5 separate regions of the Homo sapiens genome follow, and all the other regions are linked to region 2. A link is a loop called in an ENCODE intact Hi-C map of the cell type or tissue named here. Cell type or tissue: A673. All regions are shown on one strand. Region 1 overlaps GRAMD1C (GRAM domain containing 1C). Region 2 overlaps LSAMP (limbic system associated membrane protein). Region 3 overlaps ZBTB20 (zinc finger and BTB domain containing 20). Region 4 has its middle 48 kb from the start of TUSC7. Region 5 overlaps ZBTB20 (zinc finger and BTB domain containing 20).

Region 1 (5,000 bases), 2.0 Mb before region 2:
CAGTCTTTTATCTTTTATCCTGTAAATTATTTTAAATTCTGTATGTTTTGTTAGATCAGTTTATGGACTTCAGTTTCAGTTTTTTTTGTTTGTTTTTGTTTTGCTGTTGTATGTTTCCTCCCCTTCTATCCAGGTTTGTTGGTTTCTCCCTCTCTTTTTGGAGGTTACTGGATATACTTCAGGTGGAGGAGGTCTTCTCTACCCTCTCATGTTTACAAATTTCTTTCTCTAGAGAGCCTCAAATCAGTATCATTGTGATTAGAGGCTTCCCCCATGGCAATGGTTATTTATAGGGTTTAAGAACCTCAAGTTTGGCCAGGTGCAGTGGCTCACGCCTGTAATCCTAGCACTTTGGGAGGCTTAGGTGGGCTGATCACGTGAGGTCAGGAGTTTGTGACCAGCCTGGCCAACATGGTGAAACTCCATCTCTACTAAAAATACAAAAATTAGCCGGGTGAGGTGGTGCACGCTTGTAATCCCAGCTACTCGGGAGACTGAGGCAGGAAAATCGCTTGAACCCGGGAGGTAGAGGTTGCAGTGAGCCGAGATCACGCCACTGCACTCGAGCCTAGGCGACAGAGTGAGACTCTGTTTCAAAAAAAAAACAAAACAAAAAGAACCTCAAGCTTAAGTGGAGCAGCAGCAGCAGAGATATTTAAGGATCCTGGTCCACCATAAGCTGTTTTTTTTTTTTTTTTTTTTTTTTTTGTTCTTGTTGTTTGTTTGAGACAGGGTTTTGCTTTGCCGGCCAGCCTGGAGTGCTGTAGCTTGATCATGGCTTACTACAGTCTTGACCTCCCAGGCTCAGGCAATCCTCCCACCTCAGCCTCCTGAACAACTGGGACAATAGGCGCATGCCACCATGCCAGGCAAATTTTTTGATATTTTTTGTAGAGACGGGGTCTCACTATGTTGCCCAGGCTGGTCTCAAACTCCTGGGCTCAAGAGGTCCTCCTGCCTCAGCCTCCCAAAGTGCTGGGATTATAGGCATGAGTCACTGTGCCTGGCCCATATGCTTTTATAATGGCTACTCCTCCTTACTCCCCTATTCCATATTTGCTTTTTTCTTTTTTTAACTGCCTGATGAGTGATCTTACTTGAGCAATTACCCGATGGGCCCATATTTTTTTGAGACAGAGTCTGGCTCTGTCACCCAGGCTGGCATGCAGTGGTGTGATCTCGGCTCACTGCAACCTCCTCCTCCTGGGTTCAAGCAATTCTTCTGCCTCAGCTTCCGAGTAGCTGGGACTACAGGCCACCATGCCTGGCTAATTTTTTGTATTTTTAGCAGAGACAGGGTTTCATTATATCGGCCAGGCTGGTCTTGAACTCCTGGCCTCAAGTGATCCCAAAGTGTTGGGATTACAGGCGTGAGCCACCTCGCACAGCTGGCACATCTTATTTGTTTGTTTAAACTCCATTGTTTGTATAAATCAGAGCTTATTTACTAATTTCTCTATTGATGGACGGTGAGGTTATTTCCACTTTCATAGTATTAACAAACATTCTTGACTCTATGTGTATATTAAATTGCTGCATTGCAGTATATGTCTATCTTCTTTCCTACTGGGCATTGCAAATTGTTCTCCAAAATAGTTGTACAAACGGACACTCCCATTAAATTGTATTTTTATTATTTATTGTTCCTCTAGCAGACTGTGCACTTCTGGAGATGGAGGACTTTGTTTTATTCATCTTTGCATCCCTAGTGCCAACCAAACTACCTAGCAAATAATAGTAGTTGGAAAATCTTTGTTGCATGTATAAATGTATGAACTTGGCTGGGTGAGGTGGCTCATGCCTATAATCCCAGCATTTCTGGAGGCTGAGGTAGGAGGATTGCTTTGGCCCAGGAGTTGAAGGCTGCAGTGAGCTATGATGGGGCCATTACACTCCAGTCTGGGTGAAAGAGTGAGACCCTGTCTCTAAAGAAAATAAAATAAGAATTTAAAAAAAATAAAAATAAATATATAACTAGATGAACTATTGAAGCAAAAACGTATTTATTACTGTCTTCTAAACATTTAAATATTGCCCTTTTAAAATTAATGTATATGTTGTGAACATTAACTTTTTTCTTTTTAAAATGGCCATTTCTCAATAAATAATTGACTTAGTTTGATATTTGTTTCCAGGTGATGAATGAAGGGGATTCAAGCCTTGCCACCGACTTACAGGAAGATGTAGAGGAAAATCCTAGTCCAACTGTGGAAGAGAATAATGTGGTAGTTAAAAAACAGGGGCCAAATTTACATAATTGGAGTGGTGACTGGAGCTTTTGGGTAATTTCTTTTTTTACGTCTTTATTTTAATCTTGAATACAAATTTTCTTTAAATCTGCAAGGAGTCATATAGTATTTGTAAAATTTCCTTCTTAGCTTCTAGATTTTAGATGTTTCAATTTTAGTCCAGAGTCCCAAAGACATTTCTGATTATTCTCTCCTTTGACCACTAGAATGCACTGTTGTCTGGTTCGATGAAATGGAATTAATCTGCTTCAGTTTCCTTGTGTGAAAACTACACCACAGAAGTGGATTCCACTTACACTGTAGCTCACTGTATTGTCAAGAGACTAATGTTATATAGAAACCATATTTCTGAATGTTACTGAGAAGCCAGCTATTTTATATAATTTTGATTTAAAAAATTCATTCCTGTACGTAAAGGAAGTTTAGCAGTGTTCAACCTATAGTGTATAATGACTATAAGATGGTTTTAAAGTTAGAAGCTACATATTCTGTTTCCATTGTGTTCATTCGGTTGTGTAATCTGGATGTGCTTCAGGTTTCCCCACTGGAAAATGAGACTACTGCTTGTTGATTAGGCACATTAAGATCTTAGAGTCTTTTTGGAAGAAAAACACTTCTGTATGTTACAAATGCTAACATTTATTATATTAAAGGACTCATTCTAAATCTAGCAATTCCTGTGAGAGTTATGAACCATTTGATAGAATCTGGTGTGATACAACTATAAGTGAAAATTATGTAGGATGGTAAGGCATGTATAGTTCCAATTAGTTCATTAGAAAGCTGATCTCTTGGCTGGGCACGATAGCTCACGCCTGTAATCCCAGCGTTTTGGGAGGCTGAGGTGGGCAGATTGCTTGAGCCCAGGAGTTTGAGACCAGCCTGGGTAACATGGCAAAACCCAGTCTCTACAAACAAACAAACAAACAAAAATTAGCCAGGCGTGGTGGCACATGCCTACAGGCTACATCCCAGCTACTCAGGAGGCTGAGGTGGGAGGATCACCTGAGCCTGGGAAGTTGAGGCTGCATTGAGCCATGATCGTGCCACTGCCCTCCAGCCTGGGTAACAGAGAGAGACCCTGTCTCAAAAAAATAAAAATAAAAATAAAAATAAATCTCATCTTTTGAGGATTAGGTATCCTTGGTAGCAGATTTTCTTGTAATTTTAGAGTAGGCTAAAAAAAGATTCATTAACAGGTTATAAAGATTAGTACAAGTACCATCATTCTGTTCATAATTAGCAGTTCAGTTCATTGGAATCTTAACAGTTATTGAATCTTAACGTGACTAAAACGTTTGATTTCCTATTAAGAAACGTGACATTATAAGTTTTTTTGAAATATTTTCTAAGGAAAATATTTAATTGCTAAGAAATATACAAAAATAACAATACATCCTAAAAATAATGTCATGTCTATTGACTATATTATTTTTGGTCATATTTAGAAAAGGTTTATGACAATATTGTAGTATTATGACCTTTCTGCACTAATTTTTTTTTTTTTGAGGCAGAGTTTCGCTCTTGTCACCCAGGCCAGAGTACAATGGTATGATCTCCAGTCATTGCAACCTCTGCCTCCTGGGTTCAAGTGCTTCTCCAGCCTCAGCCTCCCAAGTAGCTGGGATTACAAGCACCTGTCACCACACCCAGCTAATTTTGTATTTTTAGTAGAGACGGGGTTTCATCATGTTGGCCAGGCTGGTCTTGAACTCCCGACCTCAGGTGATCCGCCCGCCTCGGCCTCCCAAAGTGCTGGGATTACAGGCATGAGCCACTGTGCCCGTCCTCTGCACTGATTTTTTTTTCTAGCTTATGTTTTAGATTGGGGAACCTTCATACTCTTAGGGACTATCTACAGGGCTAAGTAGTTACTGTGGTTACTATTGACAGACTTAAAGCAAGAAAAATGGTAATGCAAGAAAAGGAAAAAGCAAAGGAAGGAGATAATTTAGAAATAGGAGAGAAAAAAAGAGGGATGTGTTCTAGATCCTTGCTACTAAAGGTGTAGTATGGGGGCCAGCAGATTTGGCATCATCTGCTGGCAATGCAGAATCTTGGGCCCAACCTCAGACTTACTGGATCACAATCTTCATTTTTCACAAGATTTTTAGGTGATTTACATTTAAATTAAAGTTTGAGAAGCACTGATTTAGAGTGTCAGAGGTTTACTTTGGCTCAGTTTGGGCCCCTAAGCTGATTGCAAACACTTCATTTTAAGGACATTGTATATGAATTCATATAGAATAGACCTAAAGAGAAGTACAGTATCTCATAAGTTTTACAGACTTTTCTACAGGTCAGTTACCCAGACACCAGAACTGTCAACAACTCAGAAGCAAACAAAAACAAAAAAAAGACCCCATATAGCTAAATCAGAGTTCATGCTGATATAGCTGGTAATAGGAGAGATCCTCAAATCTTCATTTGGTGTTTCTTTATTTTTTGCTATATTTTTTATAAGCTTAAATAAACTGAATAGGATATTGAAGGTAGGGAAATTAGTTGATAATAACACATAGAGATACCAGCAAGAAATGATAGCAGAAACTCAAAAAAAGTGAAGAAACCCAGACCTTTGTTTTTATATTTTTTAATTTTTTTACTGATATCTCTTATTCTCTTTCATCATTCAAGTTTGTTCAAAACATTACAAGAGACATGAAAGGAAAAATAATTGCATTTTTAAAACTCAGTCTGTCCAAAATATAACATATGAAACCATGCTATTATATCTTAGGAAATAACAAC
Region 2 (5,000 bases):
AAAACATGAGGAAACTGAGGCCCAGAGAGGTCATTTGCGAAGTGAGAGGCAAAGCTGAGACTGAAATTTAGGGCTCCCACTTCTCTAGACAGAACCTAGTCCATTATTCCACAATACCCCTTTGGCAGTTTTTATGAAAGCAATGCCTGTATGACTCAAGAGGTATCACTGGGATATTTAAATGATTCAATACTGGCTGGAAAGGTACGACTCTTGTGCAAAGTGCAACTTTCCTCTTTCTTGCATCAAGCCTCTTAGCTTATTATGGTAAGAATTTTTAAGAACCCCTTAAGGCCACAGAGCGATGCTCTTTCCTAAAAGAGGCCTCAATCCTCGATGAGGCCATCTTCAGTTAAAAAACACTAAGTTTATGGTACACAGGCTTCGTGGGAATGATTTCAAGCAATTGTTCAGAAATCCAGACAGGTAGGAAGCCTGGTGATTCTGCTGAAAGCTTTCTCTTCACCTCTCTTTGCGTCAGTTTCATCATCTCTAAAATGAGTTTACTTACATGCATCTTATAAATTTGTGCTATGAATTAGATCAATTAATCAACATACTATACTTACAATGGTGCCAGACACATAATAAATGCTCAATAAATGAAAGTTGTCAGTTTTGTGGTAAAATCCCTTCTAGACAGGATTATTAGTGCAATTTTAGTGGAGAGAGAAAAATACATCTTAACAAGTAAGTCATGGCATTGCAAGTCCAAAGAATTTATATATATATATAATAAATTATATATATATATAAGAAAGAAGGAAAGTTGTACTTTTATATATATATATATATATATATATATATATAACTGCAGCAACATGATGAACAAACAATGGGAGATTCTAGCACAAAAAAAGTGATTGGAGGCTGGGCGCGGCTCACACCTGTAATCCCAGCACTTTGGGAGGCTGAGGAAGGTGGATCACCTGAGGTCGGGAGTTTGAGGCCAGCCTGGCCAGCATGGTGAAACCCCATCTCTACTAAATTAGCCCAGCGTGGTGGCACGTGCCTGTAATCCCAGCTACTCGGGAAGCTGAGGCAGGAGAATCACTTGAACCCGGGAGGCGGAGGTTGCAGTGAGCCGAGATCAGGCCCTTGCACTCCAGCCTGGGCAACAGAGCGAGACTCCATCTCAAAAAAACAAAAGTGGCCCGGCTCAGTGGCTCACGCCTGTAATCCCAGCACTTTGGGAGGCCGAGGTGGGCAGATCACGAAGTCAGGAGTTCGACCAACACAGTGAAACCCCGTCTCTACTAAAAATACAACAAAATTAGCTGGGTGTGGTGGTACGTGTCTGTAATCTCAGCTACTTGGGAGGCGGAGGCAGGAGAATCGCTTGAACCTGGAGGGTGGAGATTGCAGTGAGATTGCACCACTGCTCTCCAGCCTGGCGACAGAGTGAGACTCTGTCCAAAAAAAAAAAAGTGACAGGAAAGCGGATTGATTAGGGCATATTTTGATCAGGGAAAGTCTAGCAATGTGCCTGCGTTAACCTGTCACTGGCATAGGTGTGGGTAAGAATCTACATGTTCTAATGGATTCTAATGGATCTCTTAGGAAACAGATGCTCCCCTATGAATCAACTAGAGAAAGTTGATTACAAGAAGCATATAAAAAATTCCCAAATATTCTACTCTGTGAAGCTAATATCAGAAAAATTCAGATATGAAATATACATTTGCTTGAAATATCTTTAAAAAGCAAAACAGGTTGCCAGTTAAATGTTAAGTACTCCTCCCTATGCCTGTAATAAATCAACTTCTTTGTGAAATCCTAAAGATCTTAACAGTTGGGATTCCATTTTTCTTTAGGAAAAGAGAATGGAATTCTTATTTTGGACTCTTATTTCCTACCCATCACCTTCTGTAGGAGCAGAACATTCTGAGCACATTTTTGAAAATGTGGTTATGTGTTGCCATCTTGTGGTAATACTAAGACATGCTCCTACGTGCTGTGCAGATGAATCACCTTTGTCCACGAGGTGGCAATAGTGGGAGAAATAAACACTTTTTTTTTTTTTTCCAGTGTCAGGCCAGGCATGAAATAGTACTCTTTAAGAGGGGATTTTCTGTTGTTATAGACAGAATTTTTTTTTGCATTTAACACCTAAACATTATTTTTACTTTTCTAGTGAAAATGCAATCTCATGTTCGTGAATCGAACTGCATTGCCAGGGATATAATTTTTGCAGAGATTTCCAGGGCACCGTGCTTAGAACACAACCTGGAACCTATGATTTTTATGCCTTTCAGGAAGACTTCTAACTAAATATTAATCTTGCTTCAGCAAATACACTTAACAAATAAGTATGGCAGTGAAGGTACAAGGTATAATAGAGAAAGGTAAATCGACTGAAGCAATGCAAAACACAACACTGGGAGATTCTAGTATAGAGAATGTACTAGGCTTTCTGGAGAACCTTACCATCACATGCTTAGATCTTAGCTCCTGATGAGGTGGTAGAAGGAGACAATGGGGAAATGATTTAATATTAGGAAAGGCAAGTGCCTCGAGACATTTATTTAAGCTAATCTGTCCTTGATTTTTGACTTTCAGATTCATTACACCCAGCCACATTAGCCTGCACCATTAAAAACATTGATTCAACCTCTCTTATTGGCATAGACAATACATCTGCCTTGTTCACTACTCTATCCTCAGCTTGGTATTTCTCTAGCACAGAAGAATGGTCCAGTAGATATGCTGAAGAAATACCTGAATGCATAAATAAATAAGAAAATGAGAGACTGAATGAATCAATTAATACCTCAAGTGTTACCCTAGATAAGATTCTAGAGAGGGGAGATTCTATTTTCTTTTTAGAACCACGGTGCCTGAACCTAAGGTGAGATTATTCTTGGGAATTCACAGTTATTTGAAGAGCCAATGGGGCCAGGAGGTCCTTGCCTTATTTCCCAAATCCTGGCAGGTAGAACATTTTCTGGAGGGCTGAGCTTTATTTTAAAACACCTTCCTGACTAATAAAAATGTGAACTTTAACAAATAAAAGCCCAAGTTTCTTTTGAAGATTTATTCTTCTTCTTACCCTTTACTATGATCTCTTGCTCTTATCTCTCACTACGTGATGTGATTTTTTTCTCTTTCTCTGTCTCTCTCTCTCCCCCTCCCTCCATCCACATCTCTGAAAAAATTCAAGTGAGTGTTGCAAAGATGAAAGATGCTCCATTGGAAACTCTACAGTTTATAGTTTGGGAACTCCCTCATTATCTTAGGAAATCTTCATATCTTTATGTGTGGAAAATTTTGGCATTTTGCTTTCTTTGAGTTATATCTGGGAGATGAAGTGAGGGTACAACACATTCATAAGGAAAAGAATTGACGTTTAGTGCTTTCAGTCTTGACTTTTGACAACTTTTCTCTAATCCTCTACTTATAAGAGTTCATTTGCATTCACATGTAGGTAACGTAGAGTTTGGGGAGTTTATATTGTTTGCACAGTTGTTCTAATTCTAGGGTATTTACTTGAAAACAAATGTCTTATTTTTCAACCTGCTGCAGCCATTTGAAAAAGAAAACATTATCTCTATGTGTGTGACATAAGTCTTTCTATAAGGCTAACCCTCTGATGTGCTGCAGGTTTTGAAAATGACATAAGAATAATTAATGGCACTTTTAAAATTCTGGGCCAGAGTTAGTAAGAGTGTGTGTTTGCAGAAGTGGGACAGGAAAAGGTCCAAATTCAGTAGGGATTTTATCCTCCAGTTCCTGAAAATTGCAGAAAGGGGCAGGGTTAAAATTATTAAGAAATGTAATAAAAGAAACAGAGGAGGAGATCATACCTGCTGCTGCTTCCTCACTGATGCCAAGGACCTGAGGCATAACATTTGTAAGATTCTGCCATGGAAATTTATGGGTTTTGCCCTCTGACTTCTGTTTATTTATTTATTGGCCAAATTTTTGAAAAATAAAACCTTTATAATTATAGTGGCTTAAAAGGGAGCAATTTTTATTAATTCAATTTTCAAGCCACACTTTGAAAGCTATTAACTTCTTTCTCACAGATTTCTTCACTCAGAGGCTTTAGGGATTAGCAGCTTGTACTTGTAAATATTATTTTTTTCTTTTGCCATAGAAAAGTATTTGCCTTGTGATTCATATTTGAATTATTAGAGCTTTTGATATTCTCCCATGTATGATATTCATGTTGTATAAACCTCAATGTCAAATATTTCTAGAATAATGTTTTCTGAGAATCAAAGTACTCATTCTGGGGCTAGTGAAGTAAGAAAAGAGTCAAAATAGAGAAATGGATTTGAATCTCAATCTTGAGATTCTTCCTATATTTTTTTCTTTTCTTTCTTTCTTCTTTCTCTCTTTCTTTCCTTCTTTTTTTTTTTTTTTTTGACAGAGTTTCGCTCTTTTTGCCCAGGCTGGAGTGCAATGGCCCGATCTCGGCCCACCACAACCTCCATCTCCCAAGTTCAAGCAATTATCCTGCCTCAGCCTCCCGAGTAGCTGGGATTACAGGCATATACCACCATGCTTAGCTAATTTTGTATTTTTAGTAGAGATGGAGTTTCTCCATGTTGGTCAGGCTGGTCTCAAACTCCCAACCTCAGGTGATCTGCCCGCCTTGGCCTCCCAAAGAGCTGGGATTACAGGTGTGAGCCACTGCCCCCGGCCTTCCTATTTTCTTAGTTAATAGGTGGACCATTGCCCTCATGACTAAGAGTATACATCAAACCAGCTGAGAAAACTAAGCAATCTTAGCATGTCATCAATATTTGAGAAAGGAAGTTGGCCTCCCTTAGCTAGATTTGGGCCAGCAAGGAATGCTACACTTTACTTTCAAATACCGCTAAAGGCTTTTCTTCTTTATAGTTGTCTGTGACTAGAAATGGACTTCAGTTTGGTGCTCTGTCAGAGTAAATAATGACATAGGCATGAGTAGACAGTACCAGAATACTGCAGCCCTAGACAGATGGTGTTAATTCCTTGTTGAATGAATGAATGAAACCAAACTAAAATAATGCTGG
Region 3 (5,000 bases), 1.5 Mb before region 2:
TCTTCAAATTCATGCTCAAATGTTCTCTTCCCTTGGGTCTTTCTAACAAATAAAAAAAAGTTGCTTCCAATGAGACCGCTGTTTTTCAAGAGTATCTCTGTTTGTTGGTAGGAGGGGAATGCAAGATTTTCTTTTTTTTTTTTTTTTTGAGACGGAGTCTTGTTCTGTCCCCTAGGCTGGAGTGCAGTGGCGCGATCTCCAGCTCACTGCAACCTCTGCCTCCTGGGTTCAAGTGATTCTCCTGCCTCAGCCTCCTGAGTAGCTGGGATTACAAGCGTGCTACCAAACTCGGCTAATTTTTTTTTTTTTTTGGTATTTTTAGTAGAGACGGTTTTCACTAAGTTGGTCAGGCTGGTCTCGAACTCCTTACCTTGTGATCTGCCCACCTTGGCCTCCCAAAGTGCTGGGATTACAGGCGTGAGCCACTGTGCCCGGCCAATTTCTCTATGGACTTGAGCCATGATAGATAAGTTCACTGAGGAGTAAAGACCTTCTATCCCAAAGCAACAGGGAAAAGCCAAGGAAAAAAGTAAATCTGTTTTGTTGGATGACTGGTTAAAATGGAAGCACTGAGATGATTTGTGTGGGCTAGGTTAAGAGAGTAGCTGAAATTCATCTGCGCACCTAGGGTATAGAACCAGGCACGGGAAATCATTAAAAAAAAGAATAGGACCTAAGTTCCTTTTTGGCTCATACTGAGATGAAGAATAAGTGCTGTCAGATAGAACTCAAAACCTTGGGAGGTTCTGGTAAATAAGTAAAGTAGAAGGCATACTTTATAATTATTTTAATCACAAGTAGGCATTTTATCTTTATGATATTCTTTATATAGTCTTTTGTATAATATTTATTATATTATTTACATATTGTCAAAAAAGACATTGAGCTATAGAAGTCTCCTATAGCTATAGCTAACATTCAAATTATCTGATTTCACTTCACTGATTTGGTTGGATTTGATTTTCTCTAAAATAAAATCTCTGTGCTAATCCAAAAGGTTGGCCATTTTGCTTTCCTGTGTGTGGATTACATTCATTTTTACTTCTCTTCTGCTGAATTTTCCGCAGTTCTGAAGTTATTGTGGTTTCTCTCCTCACCAATTCTTATCATCCCCATGAACCTTATTCAAACTTTTTCCTTTTCTGTGAAGCCTTCTGTGATTACTAGAGTTCACTTTTCTTGGTTTCCACTGGTTGGTGAGGTAATAAACTAAGACATTCATTTTTGGCTTGTTCTCACTGAATTAGAAAACTTTCTTAATGAGAAGGTATCTCCCCTTTCCTCCACCTGTAGGAATGAATGGCCAGGTTTTTGTATACTTTATAGGCTCCTTTGCCTCAGGGAGTTGTGGTTTCAGAGCCCATTAAGCCCTAAAGAATAAACCATAAAACAAAGAGTTTTCTTTCCTAATGTCTGTTCTCTAAAATGAATTATTAACCCAGAATGGGTAAGGAGAGTGAGGCTGATTGATGCTTTGGAGTTAGAGAATTGGATAGCATTACTGGAGAGAAAAACAATCCACTTTCCCTCAAATGCAGAAGGTAGCAAGGTCTCTACTTGCATACAGCTCCAGTTGGGGTAATTGCTTGGCACACTTCTGGAGGCTGGACATAAAAAGGCACCACTTTGAGAGGAACAGTGATCATCTGGGGGCTGGGCCAATGGTCAACAGCAAGGACCACTGTGGAGGGCATCTGTAAACCCAGCTAGTGCAGTAGTGCTGGCAGTCAGAAGGACGAGGCTCAATGGCATCTTTGTGGGGTGGTCAAGCAATGTCAATGTTGGAGACCATCATGGACTAAGGACTTAGATTTAATGAGTCTTGTACCAATCTAGGGATGAGAAGGGAGCCCCAAAACTTGTCTGTATTTCTTGCGAATTTGGTGACAGGGGCCTCAGGTTTAATTTTCTTTAGAAAAATACGGGAATTTTTTTGTACCTGAATGTTGAGGAGTGTTGGGGAAGTTCACCTGAACTTCCTATACATGTAGCACCTAAGTTAGTTCTTACCAATATATTATTGTTTCTTTTTTCATTTGTGTCTGTCTTATCTCTCTAAGACTCAAAGCCTCCCAAAGGCTAGTATCTTGTCTTGTTATAACCACAACTACAATGACAACTACAAATATGTAACTGGATCCCTCATTGTGCCCAGCATGTTTCTTTATAATGTGTGGGTTCTATGTGAGTGCTTGTTTGGTCAGCTCTTCGCTACACTTCACAAACAAGTGGGAACCTCAGGGCGCACATTTACTCTGAGATATGTCTATGTGATATGGTCCTGACAGGGCTTTTTTGCCCCTGAAGTTCTGTGTAATGCTCTTCTTCTTGTCCTTTATTTCCCTACCTACCCACAGTTCTATTTTCAATAGAATTTAAAGTCCAAGCAATTGTTTTATGTGTTCACTGAGTTGCCCACAAACTCTGCTCATTCATTTATGATTTCTGATACATGCCATGCTGTCTCTGTCTCCCTGATTCCATTTCCCCAGAGAGACAGCTCACTGGGTCCCCCTGTCAACAGAGGATTCAGTGGAACCCAAAGCTAAGCCATACTTTGTAATAAAAAATAAGAAGAGATGACCAATCTATGATGTGATAGAAAAATGATCAGGCCAAACTCCGATCACTTTTGCCTATGTTAGGGAAGCTAACCTGCTTGGTAACAGATGTTACAGAAATATCTATCAATCAGCATTGATAACAGGGTATTTATATGTACATTAACAGTAGTGTCAAGGATTGTTTAGAATATTTTCTCTTGGTGGCCACTGGGTGTCCTCATTTACAAAGTAAATATGCAATATTTAGTGAAGGTCACTGGAGAGAATAAAAGACACTAGTTTTCTCTTTGGCCCTTCACATACTGGGGATAAATTTATTGCTGAACTCACAAGCAGGTTATATATTAGTACAGTTTAAAAACCTTCAGGTCAAACTGTTAAAAGTTTATAACCAAGAGTAACTTATTCAGGGTCCAGACATGAATTTTAAAGGCTGTTTCCTCAACAGAGGGGACTGTGATCAGCTATTAGAATGATCCCTTATTCATTTGAAAATTGGCATGGGATTTTGACTATCTGCCGAGAGAGCCAGCAGAGAGGAGCAGAGAAGGTCTTAATTTATTCTTGAAAGAAAAGAGAACACCAAATATCTCTATGGGATATTTGTTAGATTCTGTTTTTATCTCACCTTTTCTGAAAACTAATTAAAAATAATAATGAGAAGATAAAATATGTCCTTTGCCTAGGAAACCTGAAATAATGTGAAAAACATTACAATGAGCTGGGTCAGTATACTGATTATCAATCATTTCACATTTGAAGACAAAGAATTAAACTATTCCTTTATGGACCTGTTATCCCACCTGTAAAACAAAGGTGTGTATGCTTCACAGGGATGTTGTAGGGACAAATAGAATATGAGGCACACAAGGTTCCTAGGAAGAGAAACTGTACATGAGATAGATTTAGGGCATTACTAGTATTCTAATTGAGGCTGAGTCACAGTTGTATATGACTTGTTCCTGCTGGAAGACAGTAGTCAAGGCCAGAGCTCACACAGCCAACAAATATGTTCTGATTTGCTGCTCTCAGACACTGAGTCTGACACACTGCTCAGCAATCACTTACTGCTCCCTAAAGTGGTATTTTGCATTTCTAGGATTGTCATTGTCTCTAAATTTATACTTATATACATCGCTGATGAGGTTCTTCCCTTGCAAAAAGAAATTTCAGCCTTCCTCCAATTCAAGATACAGGCCTACTATTGAATACATAACAGTACATGGCCTTCAAATGTCATGCCTAGCCAATTAGCTAATCCTTTCCCAAAATAAACTTCACTGTAATATTTTTTTTTTCACTAGCATACATCCCCAGCTTAATTACTATTCTCTGGCATGTTATTTCAGTACATAAATTATCAATATGATTTTGTGTCAAAACCAACAATTTGACCAGGCATGTTGGCTCACACCTGCAATCCCAGCACTTTGGGAGGCTGAGGTAGGTGGATCACTTGAGTTTAGGAGTTTGAGACCAGCCTAGCCAACATGGTGAAACCTCGTCTCTTCTAAAAATACAAAATTAGCTGGGCATGGTGGCGCATGCCTATAATTCGAGCTACTCAGGAGGCTAAGGCAGGAGAATAATTTGAACCCTGGAGGCGGAGGTTGCAGTGAGCTGAGATCATGCCACTGCACTCCAGCCTAGGCAACAGAGTGAGACTCTGTCTCAAACAAACAAACAAACATCCCCCAACAATTTATGCAAACAACATCAGGGAAGCTAGGAAGCTCTATGAGCTATTCTCTGCCGTTCAGATATGTTCGATTGTCTTACTAGCTGAGCTTAACAGCCTTTTCTGTTTTTAAAGGACCACCATGCATGCCTCTAGTACAGCAATCTCTAACACTTAATCAACAGTTACGTCTACAGCAATACACAATAGCCAGGTCACTTTCACCCTGAGATTATACTAAAGGCTCACAATATGCTCAGAGTGTATGGAAAAGTGTCTCATTTCTTCTAAAGATCCTTAAATTCCTTGCTTTTATAGTATTATCCAACTGATTAATTAGTAGATTCATTTTTCAACTACTGTAGCCCCAAAGATACATATCGGCAGAGCCCTCCTGATTGTATTTTACCCTTGGCCTTTTCTCCTTTTAGTTTCCTCAGTTTGCACCTGTAATTTCACTTTTAGAACTTCTCTAGGCTCGGTGGCTAAACACCACACAGCACAGGCTTTATCTGATGTGCCGGCGCCTGGTGTGGTCTAAGACACACTGGTGTTTTGTTCTTGAAGTACAGGATTGATGTTCTGAAACCTAGGCTCTAACACAAAGGAGATCATTAGCTCATTTTAAGTGTCTCTTTTCTTCCCTCCCAGCCTCCTCCTACCCACCCCAATACTTCCTTAGTCCTAAGCACTGGCAGCAGATGGCAACCATATTCCAAAGCTGAGTATACATAAAATAGTGCCATGGAGAACAGAGT
Region 4 (5,000 bases), 940 kb after region 2:
GCTAATATAATTATGTTGTCTTAATCTGCTAAATTTGTTATAGTGGCACTGGAAAAAATAATACACTTTCAAAGAAAGGGGTAATGCATTTTTTGTTTTTCCATACCATGTTCTAACCAACACAGAGTAATCTTGAAATGTCCAGAGGGCAGCTGGATATGAAAAACTGGAGCTTGTAAAAGAGAGCAAACCAAAGATACTGACTTTAACTCATGTGGACAAAAGTGATTGTTAACTCTACAGGAACGGATGTATTTACTACATACAACATTTGAGAAAAGCTAGAAGACTAGAAGCACATATGACTAAGTCTTCAGGAATGTCCAGAAGACAAAGGAGAAAGAGAAGAAATGGTCAAAGATTAAGATGAGAATAGGAAAGCATGTATTTTTGGCAACAAAAGTGGCAAAGCTTTGTAAAGAGGAGGTGGTCACACCAGATGGCTTCTATTGTTTCAGTGAAGTGGGAATCAAGATCAATTAAAAGTGCTTATTGGGACATGGAGAAGGAAGTTCTGCAGTAGCCTTTGCAGTGAGAGTCCTAGAGCATTTATTAGAGATAAAGTAAGGGTGCTCTTTGGAAGTGGGGCTAGAAGGATTTTACATGAGCCAGGGGTGTAATAGCATTTGTGTCTTCCTCCAGGATATAATATGAGTCAGGCCAGGAGAGTAGTACGTGACAGGTGATTTTGCTCCAAGCTTGGGTACTAGTACATTGCATACAGCAAAAAATCGATGAAGGAACAATAAACTAAACAATGGCTAGAACAAAGACTGTATTTTTGGAAAGTTCTTATTACAGCAAGGAGCATGCTGAATGCCTGGTTGAAGTTAGGAGAGTTAAATCAATTGAGACCCTAGCAAGAGGGGCAAAAAGGCTTTATGGTGCTAGGAAAATAGAAGAGGTGACAAAGAGCCTCTCTGACTGCAGTGCTCTTCAACATAGATCATCATATTCAGTCTCATCAACTTTAAAATAGAAACTACTTATGCTCATTTTCCAAATAATTTCTATTCCAGAGATAGAAATTCAAAAGTTTATATGACTTATCCAAGATCACACAGCAGGTCAGAAGCATAACTTGGGTTTAAAAGCTTTGCATCTTCCTCTAAGCTCTGCCGAGGTTAAATGTCTGGAAAGTGAAGTAGCAGAGACCAGAATCTCAGATTACAAAGCCGATGCCCTCCCTACCTCATTACGGCATTTTCCAAAACTACATTCTTAGTCACATTTAAGTTCTTTAATATGCATCTTTCTATCTATTGCTCATTTTATTCTCGTGGCAAACATGTGGATGTGAAAATTTTTATTCCTATTATATAGATAGGGAAAATGAGGTTTGGAGAATTGTTAAGTGATCTAACCCAAGTAACACAATTAGTTAGAGTTAGCACTCTTACACCAGCTTTAACCTTACCACCAGCATTTCTTTTCCCCAGTAACAACCAGACCTACATTCTTACCCTCTTTTGCCCTTAATTGTTCTACTGTCTCTTCCTCTCCTGGTTCATGCACTTAAAATCCCAGCGTCAATGTGTCTGTTTCCCACTTGGTTCCATGAGTTTTCCCACTTTGTAAGATAAATGTCACAGCCATCATTTGGTCTCCCAGCTGAGCCCAGAAGCCTTTGGATCCAGCTACTTCTTCCTTTTAGACAGAGTACACCTTCTTTAGAATGAGAAGTGGGATTTGGGTATGGTATGTCCTCCTCACACTGTTTTTCAAATCATATGGAACTGATGCAGTATAATGGGGATACTTTCAGAAGACTGGCAGCTTGTGTAAAAAAGCTGACTAAGTTAATCCGTGTGTGAAATGGAAGAATGCCTCGGGGAACATGACACAGTTTTTAAAAGAGGAGAAATAATAGATACTATAGAGGAGAAGGGAAAGAAAATGAAAGAGAGGAAAATGTGGAAGAGAGAAATAGAGAGAAAAATTTCTTAAAAATCAGAGGAAAAAATGGGGGCTTGCTATAAGGAAATAGATTTTATGAGAATAACTTTAAAAATAAATATAGATAATAATAATAATAAATACCTTTAAAGGCAGGCTAAAAAAATGCATTCTCTCTCCATTTCCCTCTCTCCCCCCTTCAGTTATCAGAGAATGTGTTAGGTAAAACGAATCTAAAAATAATAAACTAAGGTTTACTTTTTCTACATGACCTTGAAATACCTCTTTATTCCCAAGTTTCCATGGAAGGGGATGTAATTACATAAGTGTGAATATGTACTATTTCTTTTTATCTCTTTTCTTGATCTAGTCTACCCTGTCCTTCAAAAAGCTAATGAAATGAGAATAGGTAGGAGGCGACCCATTGAAGGTTAGTAGGTACCATCAGCCACTATATTAATGAGGCCAGGAGATGCCACAGCACAGCCTGGGGAGAAAATGCCTCAACAATGGCCAAGACAACACTGACCATTTCTAGCCTTTGAAAAATACAATGAATCAGAGGCAACATCTGACACTCCACTGGATTTCCGTGACTTCAGGAAATGAGCAAATAATATGCATTTTTCTTTGCATATAGGTAGTGAGCTTCTTTGAAATCAGAGCGATTCTTCCTCCAAAATACTCTTGAAGATAATTTGTTTTCCCGGATCTCTCAGGGCTCCCTTCAAAAACAGGATTTTGGACCTGCTGTGGCCGGACTCTCAATTGTGATATGTAGGCTCCCTCTACTGGACATATGGTTAGTTGCAGCCAGTGTGCGTTTTTAACGAACTTTGATTTCCTATATCCTTGTGACTTATGCATGATTATGGCTAATGAAGTGAGTACCAAGGATAATGCTTCACACACACACACACACACACACACACACACACACACACACACACACACACCATTCTTCTCTGAAAGTCTAGAATGCAGTTGTCTAGTATGAATAATTTAGCACCATTCTCTATTTTCGTTGTGCTTGCTCACTGTATATATGTAGGATTTTTTTTTCTTATTTCACTAACTAGAATAAAATTTATGGGTTGGGGATTCAGAATTTATTTATGCTTTTCATTAATTTCTTTTTAAATTTTGTGGGTACATTGTAGGTATGTATTTATGGGGTACATGAGGTGTTTTGATACAGGCATGCAATGTGAAATAAGCACATGATACTGACCCAAGTTTCAATGACAAGTCTCTACTTATTGGATTGAAGACATGTGTTTTCCACTTACTATTTGTATTACCTTGAGTCAGTTAATTTCTCAGAGCCTTGGATTCCTGATCTTGGGAAATAAAACAATAGGTACTCTAAGCTTGTTGTAAGAATTAAAAGATAAACCATATGTCAATGATACTCACATTTTTCTGGCACAGTAGAATATGATTCTCTAAGCAGTTACCAAACGCTAACTTCCTTTTCATTTGCTGACCTGTCTGTGTGGCCAGGTCAGTGGATTCAATTAGAAATATGTGACTCACATTAGCAAAAACAGTTAGACTTGAAATTATTTCAATTTTAATAAACTCTACCCAAATGAAAAAAGCATATATTTTCAGTATCCTCTCTAACTAGGCAATAGGCTAGGAGCACAGGCTGTAAAAAGGACTCAGATGTCATTGCTGGACTCTTCTCTCATTCTCTCCAGGAACACATGGAGAGGAGAAAATCTGTTTCTTGCTTCTGTATCAGTTTCTGCTCTATGGCATCCCTGGTATTTCTCATTGTAATTGCTCAATAGATGTTTATTAAAATAATCTTCAGTCATTTGTCTTGTTCTCCACCTTCTCCTATGTAAAGTGTAAAATGCATGTCCTTCCAATCCAGGACATCCTGCCATTAAACACATACTTATTTTTCTACTCCACATGTCTCTTTTCCCATTCCCTTCTCTCAACCTTTTGAATACACTTTAATGGTGCTGCCTTCTCACTTTTTACCTTGCATGCTGGGAGCTCCAGATGAGAGATGAAGCAAATATCTTGCTCCATTTGATCTATATACTGTATTGTCGATATTTCTCCCTTTTGAATTATCTTATTCCACAACAAAGACCATCATATACCAACATAGAGAAATAAATATGTGAGCTTAAGACTCACTCAAACCTAGAGAACACAGCTCATTCTCTTAACATGCCTTGAACAAACAGCACCAAATACAACTATAACCATGACAAAGAAACCAGAAGTCTCTGGATTAGTGTGGTGCCACCTGGACTCAGGAGTTTGCAATATTTGGAGGAATCAAATCATGTAATCAAAGTCTGATGCACATTTCATTCTTAACAACTTTATTTAAATTACAGCATAAACTTCCCCATAGAAATGTACTCTGTAGGCTGGTTGCGGTGGTTCACATCTGTAATCCCAGCACTTTGGGAGGTTGAGCAGGGGAGATCGCTTGAGCCCAGGAGTTCGAGACCAGCCTGGGCAACATAGCAAAACCTCATCTCTATCAAAAGAAAAAAAAAAACTTAGCCATGCATGGTTGTGCACACCTGTAGTCCCAGCCACTCACGAGGCTGAGGTGGGAGGATTGCTTGATCTTGGGAGGTTGAGACTGCAGTGAGTCTTGATCACACCACTGCACTCCAGCCTGGGCAACAGAGCAAGGTCCTGTCTCAAAAAAAAAAAAAAAAAAAAAAAAGGAAAAGAAAGGAAAGAAATACATTCTGTATTGATATGCTGTAAAAACAAAACAAGACAACAAAACTAAATGAAATGCAGATTCTGTCACACATCAAAATAGCTCTTTATCCTCAAAAGCCTTTATCAAATCAAATAGTTGTTTTTTTCCTCTTTAGAGCTTCCAACATGATAATCTAAGCCATGACTCTCCAAGAGAGTGTAAGGAATCTAATAGTCACTAATAAATCCTAGAGCCATTTTTTGTTTGTTTGTTTGTTTGTTTGAGATGGAGTTTCGTTCTTGTCGCCCAGGCTGAAGTGCAATGGTGCAATCTTGGCTCACTGAAACCTCTGCCTCCTGGGTTCAAGCAATTCTCCTGCCTCAGCCTCCCGAGTAGCTGGGCTTACAGGAGCCCCCAA
Region 5 (5,000 bases), 990 kb before region 2:
TGGTAAATCTATTGGTTCAGCACATCAGTGCAGTATTAAGGAATCAATTGTTTCTCCAGAGTCAATTATTTTTAGAAAAATAAGGAAATGTGACCTATCACTGAAAGTCAGTATGTAGAATTAAACTTGGCCAGTTTTCTTCCTCGCTGGGGTCTTAATTTTTTCAACTGTAAGATAAATGAATCAGACTTGTCAGTATCTATGATCACTTCTAGCATTAAAGTTTTCTAGTTTTAAGATTCTAAATACCAACACTGTATGTTGAGGAATAGCAAAGTAGGAAAAGAACTGGGAATAAAACTATCACTGAATTATTAACTTTCCAACAATCAAAATTCTGTAATTTTGCCTTTAGTTGCCATAAACAACCACCTCACCTTCTGAATATCAACAATAATATGAATGAAGGAAAGGTTGTATACTAAGGTCACAGGTGGTATGGTTGAGATTAAAGCCAAGACTGAGAGTATAGTAATGAATTGAGAAATGAATCATACACTTTTGACCTAATATGTAATATGTCTTCCCAAATCGTCATTTTTATACATTCATTTTCAATGGAAAACAACAACTTGAATATCTTAGAGGTTTTTTCCCCCAAGAAAGACATCAGGCTGTAATCTCCCCCCACAAAATTTAATACAGTTCATAGCTCATACCCCTACCGGATAATCCCCAAAATGTCTTGTTCCTTTTTCAAATTAGACATCAGCATTCAGTATAACAATTAATCAATGCCAACAATGTTCCATATGCTTTATTAGCATTCATTCACCGAATCCTTCCATGAACACTAGGAAGTAGGTACTAATAAAAACAGAAACAATTTTGAAGTACAGAATCTCAGAGGTGGTTATCAGTAATTCTAGAATATCAGTCTGACATATGGGTCCCTCCACTTTTTTTCAGTGCACAACGTGAACACTGTGTGGCACAGTGTTTCAAGAATTAATGTTTGATTTATATCAAAGCATTATGTTTTTTACTTCATCTTAATAGTAATCACAAGAGTGACTTAAGCCTCCTACATGAAAGCAGAGATAGAAAAAAGATGACCTTGGAAGTTACATATTTTCTTTTCCTGTAAGTATGAAGACATGTCTATAAGTTATTAGAACCATAAAAAACCAAAAAACTAATAAGAATAAAATTGTGAAAGAATATTGAAACCTCCTTAATAAGCAGGTTCTTGTAGGATATTGAACAAGGTATGTATGTTGTAGCCCTGATGCTATATTTGTGTCATGCTGAGCAAGCTACTTAACATTTAGGTGCGTAAGGGTTTTTTTCCCTAAAGTGGGAGGATTTAGATCTCTAAATTCCTTACCAATCATAATTTTAGAGCAAATTATCTATAAAGTCAATTAATAATTTGCCTTGCTTCATGTATTACATAATAGTTGCTAATCAAAATGAATAGTATTATACTCACAGCTTTAACTAACTTATAGCTAAGATCAGGCTTGCTTTGTAAACATCTCTCTAAAAACTCAGAAGTCCATGAATACTAAGACTTTTTACTCCTCCTGTAATTTTTGACCTCTACTGGAAATCTCACCTGCTACCCCTGACCTCGAATATTGCAAGTATTAATACAGTTTCTGTATATAGTGTACTTAAGCCAAAAGTCAGAGGCATGAGAAAGGTAAAGGCCGGGACAAAGGTACTACAATTCAGCTACACACTTGTAATGCTTCCCATTAGTTCGTTAGTTATATTAGTTCCAGAAACTATTTTAACACGGTAGGCTGATACTGCAAGCAAAAACAAAAATCATGAGAACAATGAAATAGTAGGTCTTAGCGCTTAAGCATATCTACTAGTAGTAATACTTGACAAGCAGCCCACCTTCTTTGTGATCTGGAAATGATTTGATGATAAAGCCAAATTCTAGAAATATAACTGCTATCTTTTGGGAGATCAAAGGTCATGTGAGGGGGAGAGCTAAGGTCAAGAGCAAGCCCCTTAAGCCTACTCCAGAAATTTCACTAGAGGGTGCTCTTGGGCTTTCATGACTTCTCAGTTCTTCAATAAGAACCAAGTATTGCTTAGATAATATATTCTGCCTAGTATAACTTGGACTCCATCATGGATCCCATATCCAATACTTCAATATAGAATTAAAAGATATCTCCAGCAGACCCTGGGCCTGGTTTTTTATTTTCCTGTGTAATTTCCTTGTTTCTACTGATAGTACACTTGTGAGTTTCACAAATTTAAGACAGGTAAGAGATCTTAAGAGGTCTCCAAAAGTCTACATTCTATTAAACAACCACAGAAACTTCCTAATACATCAAAGTAAGATTAAATGGGGATTAACTGATAAATCTATTTTTGCAAATATATGTTTTACAAACATATTTTAATCTTATAATAGGTTCATAATTTATATACCTATTGGAAGAATTATTATTCCATAAGATCTGTAGAGAAAGTCTGATTGTCAAATAGAATAAATTTCAATTATTTATATATGTATTATTCATATGTCTCATGACATCAAATATTGAGCACCAAGTAAGTACTGAATAAATATTTCTTGACCCTTTATTGCACATACATATTTTTATAACACGTTCCAACAGGATGACATATAATTAAATTTTAATCTCTACACCATATGTTTGAAATTTTTTCTATAAATGCAGTTTCACCTTTCTGGAATTCACGTTTAATGACTTATTCTGTTTATTTCTAATGATAATCGCTTTTTATATACTTTCCATTTTTGCTACGTTTTTAAGAGAAAATGAAACATGGAAATTGTTTTGTTATGTGATTAACTTTTTAATGTTTCTATTTGTTTATTAGAAGATTAAGAAGGTTATTTATTTCTACATTAAAATATTGGCAATGGCATATATCAATGCATAGTGATTTTCTTAAGAATTGCAATGAGTGACTCAGTAAAATTCTTCTTCACTTTCAGGATGTAAAGAATTATGGCTACTAGCCATTATGCAGGGTGATGTTCTTATCACACATAATTGAAAACTCAATAGTTTTAGCATCTTTAGGGTTGACAGTAAAATTCTGAGGTTGACTATGGAATGCTAAGTCTTTGAAGGCACTTCCAATTTGGCTAAACTTACAGTTTCATTATTCCTTAATTGAATTAAGTTTAAGTTTCTCTTAAAATCAGCTTGAGGCTTTTGACAAATTAGAAATTTGGGTCCTGAATAGTAGCCCTTTACAATATATGAATCTGCATAAAGATGTGTTTTAAATGCCTATTTGATAAAAAGATAAGCCTGGTCACTTATGGATTCTAGCTCCTTTCAACATCCTGCATGGATTGCAACCAGTGTGAAAAATTGGGGATCTTTAAAGTGGTCTCAGATCTCTTATAAAGCAGTCACCTGGGCTCTTAAACTGTATGGTGCTTCTCAAAAAGGGCTCCTTAAGTATCCTATCTGATGTATGTTATTCCCCAATTCAACTTGCAAAGGACAGAGTCACCAGCATATATTCAAACTGTATTTCATCCAAGTGGGTTGTCAATAAGCTTAAATCACTCTATGAAGAACTGGCAAAATTCCCATGGATACTGTGAAAATAAAGGGAATCAATGAAGAGATATAATTATTTTAGTCTCAGATTTAATTAATTTGTGGGAGAGGTCATTTTCTCTCAAATATATTCAAGTTTCTTCAAACACAGGTCAATGTTTGCCAGCTGATAGGAAAAAAGAAAACATTTAGTCTGAGTTTCCCACGTTTATATTAATCTCTGTATCACAGCTAAATAAAATGTTTCATAAATCTTCATATAGGCAAAAGAGAGTTCAAGCTAAGGCAGAGTAACAAGTATTGCCAATAGAAAATAACCTCTTAAGTACTGTTTCTACTATTTCCTGTTCTAATTTTTCTATTGGAGAGAATGAAACAAAGTAATTTCACACCTGGTTTTATGAATCAGCTCACTAAAGATTCTAGGTAGAAGTTACACGGGAGATGCAAGTATAACTTCATTATTTTACAATTAGAACACTAAGACAAAGAAAGAATAAAAGTGGCGTGCTATCCCATGCCATGCAGTTAGCATATGGCAGGTCTTACTCAGAGTCCCCAGTTCCTAATCTAGTGTTCTTTCTACTGCAAAGGTTTCCAGTGCTGCTTGGTTTTTCATAAAGGATCTGTATATCATGTCAAAATTTCATGTTGACTTTCCTTGAAATTTCAGAGAAAAAGAAGGCAGTATAAGAAAAATTACTCTTCATTGTCTAACTCTTCAAGTCAGACAGCATTCCTATGTGCAATGATCCTCGATACAGTCTAGGTCAACTGATCTCTATGAGTTTTCATACTCATTAAAATGTATGCATCACAAAGTACAATTAATGTTCTCACTGACTTTAGGGACCTTGCATGTTTCATCCGTTCCCTAACCTATGCCATCCTGAATCCAAGAGGCACCCTGTATTTCTCTGAAAGTCAGCCCAGCATGAAAATACTGAAATAAGAGTGCAGGTGTACTCTTTGCTTTAAGAAGACACAATAAGCCAAATTCTGAACTTACCAAACAGACAAATTATGGGGTGATTATTCACATTTTAAAAGGATTCACCACAGGATGCTTTTAAATCATAAGCTGCTCTATTGCATTTTAAATAAGTTGATTTATAAAGCTTCCTTTACAAGGACTTTTCACTATCCAGGGTTCATGGTTCCTTATCCAAAGGCAATGAGAGCTTGGTGAGCATAAAGTCCTATTACCTGCTAAGCCAAGCTTCCTTTCCCAAATAAGAGAATAATTAGGACTGTAGTTCATTTTTGAAAAATTAATGAGTCTCTCACTCCTGAAAAATTTAATATACCCTGAGCACTTATTATGTGCCTGGCACAGTGCTAGGCATTTTAGATAATGATCTTATTTACTCCTCCTCACCACAACTCTAGGAGATTAGTACAATTATCCCAATCATGGATGAGGAAACTGGGACTCAGAGAAGTTAGAGTTAAGTAACTTGACTAAATTCTTGCAGCAAATAAGTGATCGTG

What was found. Peaks named below come from ENCODE experiments on the same cell type or tissue, not always from the same donor. Only the 100,000 strongest peaks of a DNase experiment are listed, where the experiment ranks them.
Region 1: a loop joins it to region 2, with 6 times the contacts of the local background. A loop is called at or near these places in 16 of 110 quality-filtered maps.
Region 3: it touches region 2 in a loop (4-fold over the local background); 4 of 110 quality-filtered maps call a loop at or near these places.
Region 4: a loop joins it to region 2, with 14 times the contacts of the local background. A loop is called at or near these places in 17 of 110 quality-filtered maps.
Region 5: a loop joins it to region 2, with 13 times the contacts of the local background. A loop is called at or near these places in 19 of 110 quality-filtered maps.

The regions. Positions count from the first base shown.
Region 1 is chr3:113,842,368-113,847,367 of GRCh38, forward strand. It overlaps GRAMD1C (GRAM domain containing 1C), which reads left to right. Exons shown (of 18, transcript NM_017577.5): 2 at 2,136-2,282. Among named protein-coding and RNA genes, the nearest start is that of GRAMD1C, 6.1 kb to the left of the region's middle. In A673, a CTCF peak has its summit at 2,451; a DNase peak (open chromatin) is centred at 2,474.
Region 2 is chr3:115,818,013-115,823,012 of GRCh38, forward strand. All of the region lies in intron 6 of LSAMP (limbic system associated membrane protein), which reads right to left. All of the region lies in intron 1 of LOC124906269 (a long non-coding RNA gene), which reads left to right. Among named protein-coding and RNA genes, the nearest start is that of SNORD155, 85 kb to the right of the region's middle. RefSeq lists an enhancer at 1,974-2,093. In A673, a CTCF peak has its summit at 1,959; a DNase peak (open chromatin) is centred at 1,959; H3K27ac peaks cover 1,179 bases.
Region 3 is chr3:114,360,214-114,365,213 of GRCh38, forward strand. All of the region lies in intron 10 of ZBTB20 (zinc finger and BTB domain containing 20), which reads right to left. The region is part of intron 4 of ZBTB20-AS1 (ZBTB20 antisense RNA 1); the gene reads left to right. Among named protein-coding and RNA genes, the nearest start is that of ZBTB20-AS1, 11 kb to the left of the region's middle. In A673, a CTCF peak has its summit at 2,751; a DNase peak (open chromatin) is centred at 2,798.
Region 4 is chr3:116,755,711-116,760,710 of GRCh38, forward strand. No RefSeq gene overlaps it. Among named protein-coding and RNA genes, the nearest start is that of TUSC7, 48 kb to the left of the region's middle. In A673, a CTCF peak has its summit at 2,688 (motif pointing left); DNase peaks (open chromatin) are centred at 321 and 2,671.
Region 5 is chr3:114,825,724-114,830,723 of GRCh38, forward strand. All of the region lies in intron 4 of ZBTB20 (zinc finger and BTB domain containing 20), which reads right to left. Among named protein-coding and RNA genes, the nearest start is that of ZBTB20-AS3, 45 kb to the right of the region's middle. In A673, a CTCF peak has its summit at 1,967 (motif pointing right); a DNase peak (open chromatin) is centred at 1,998.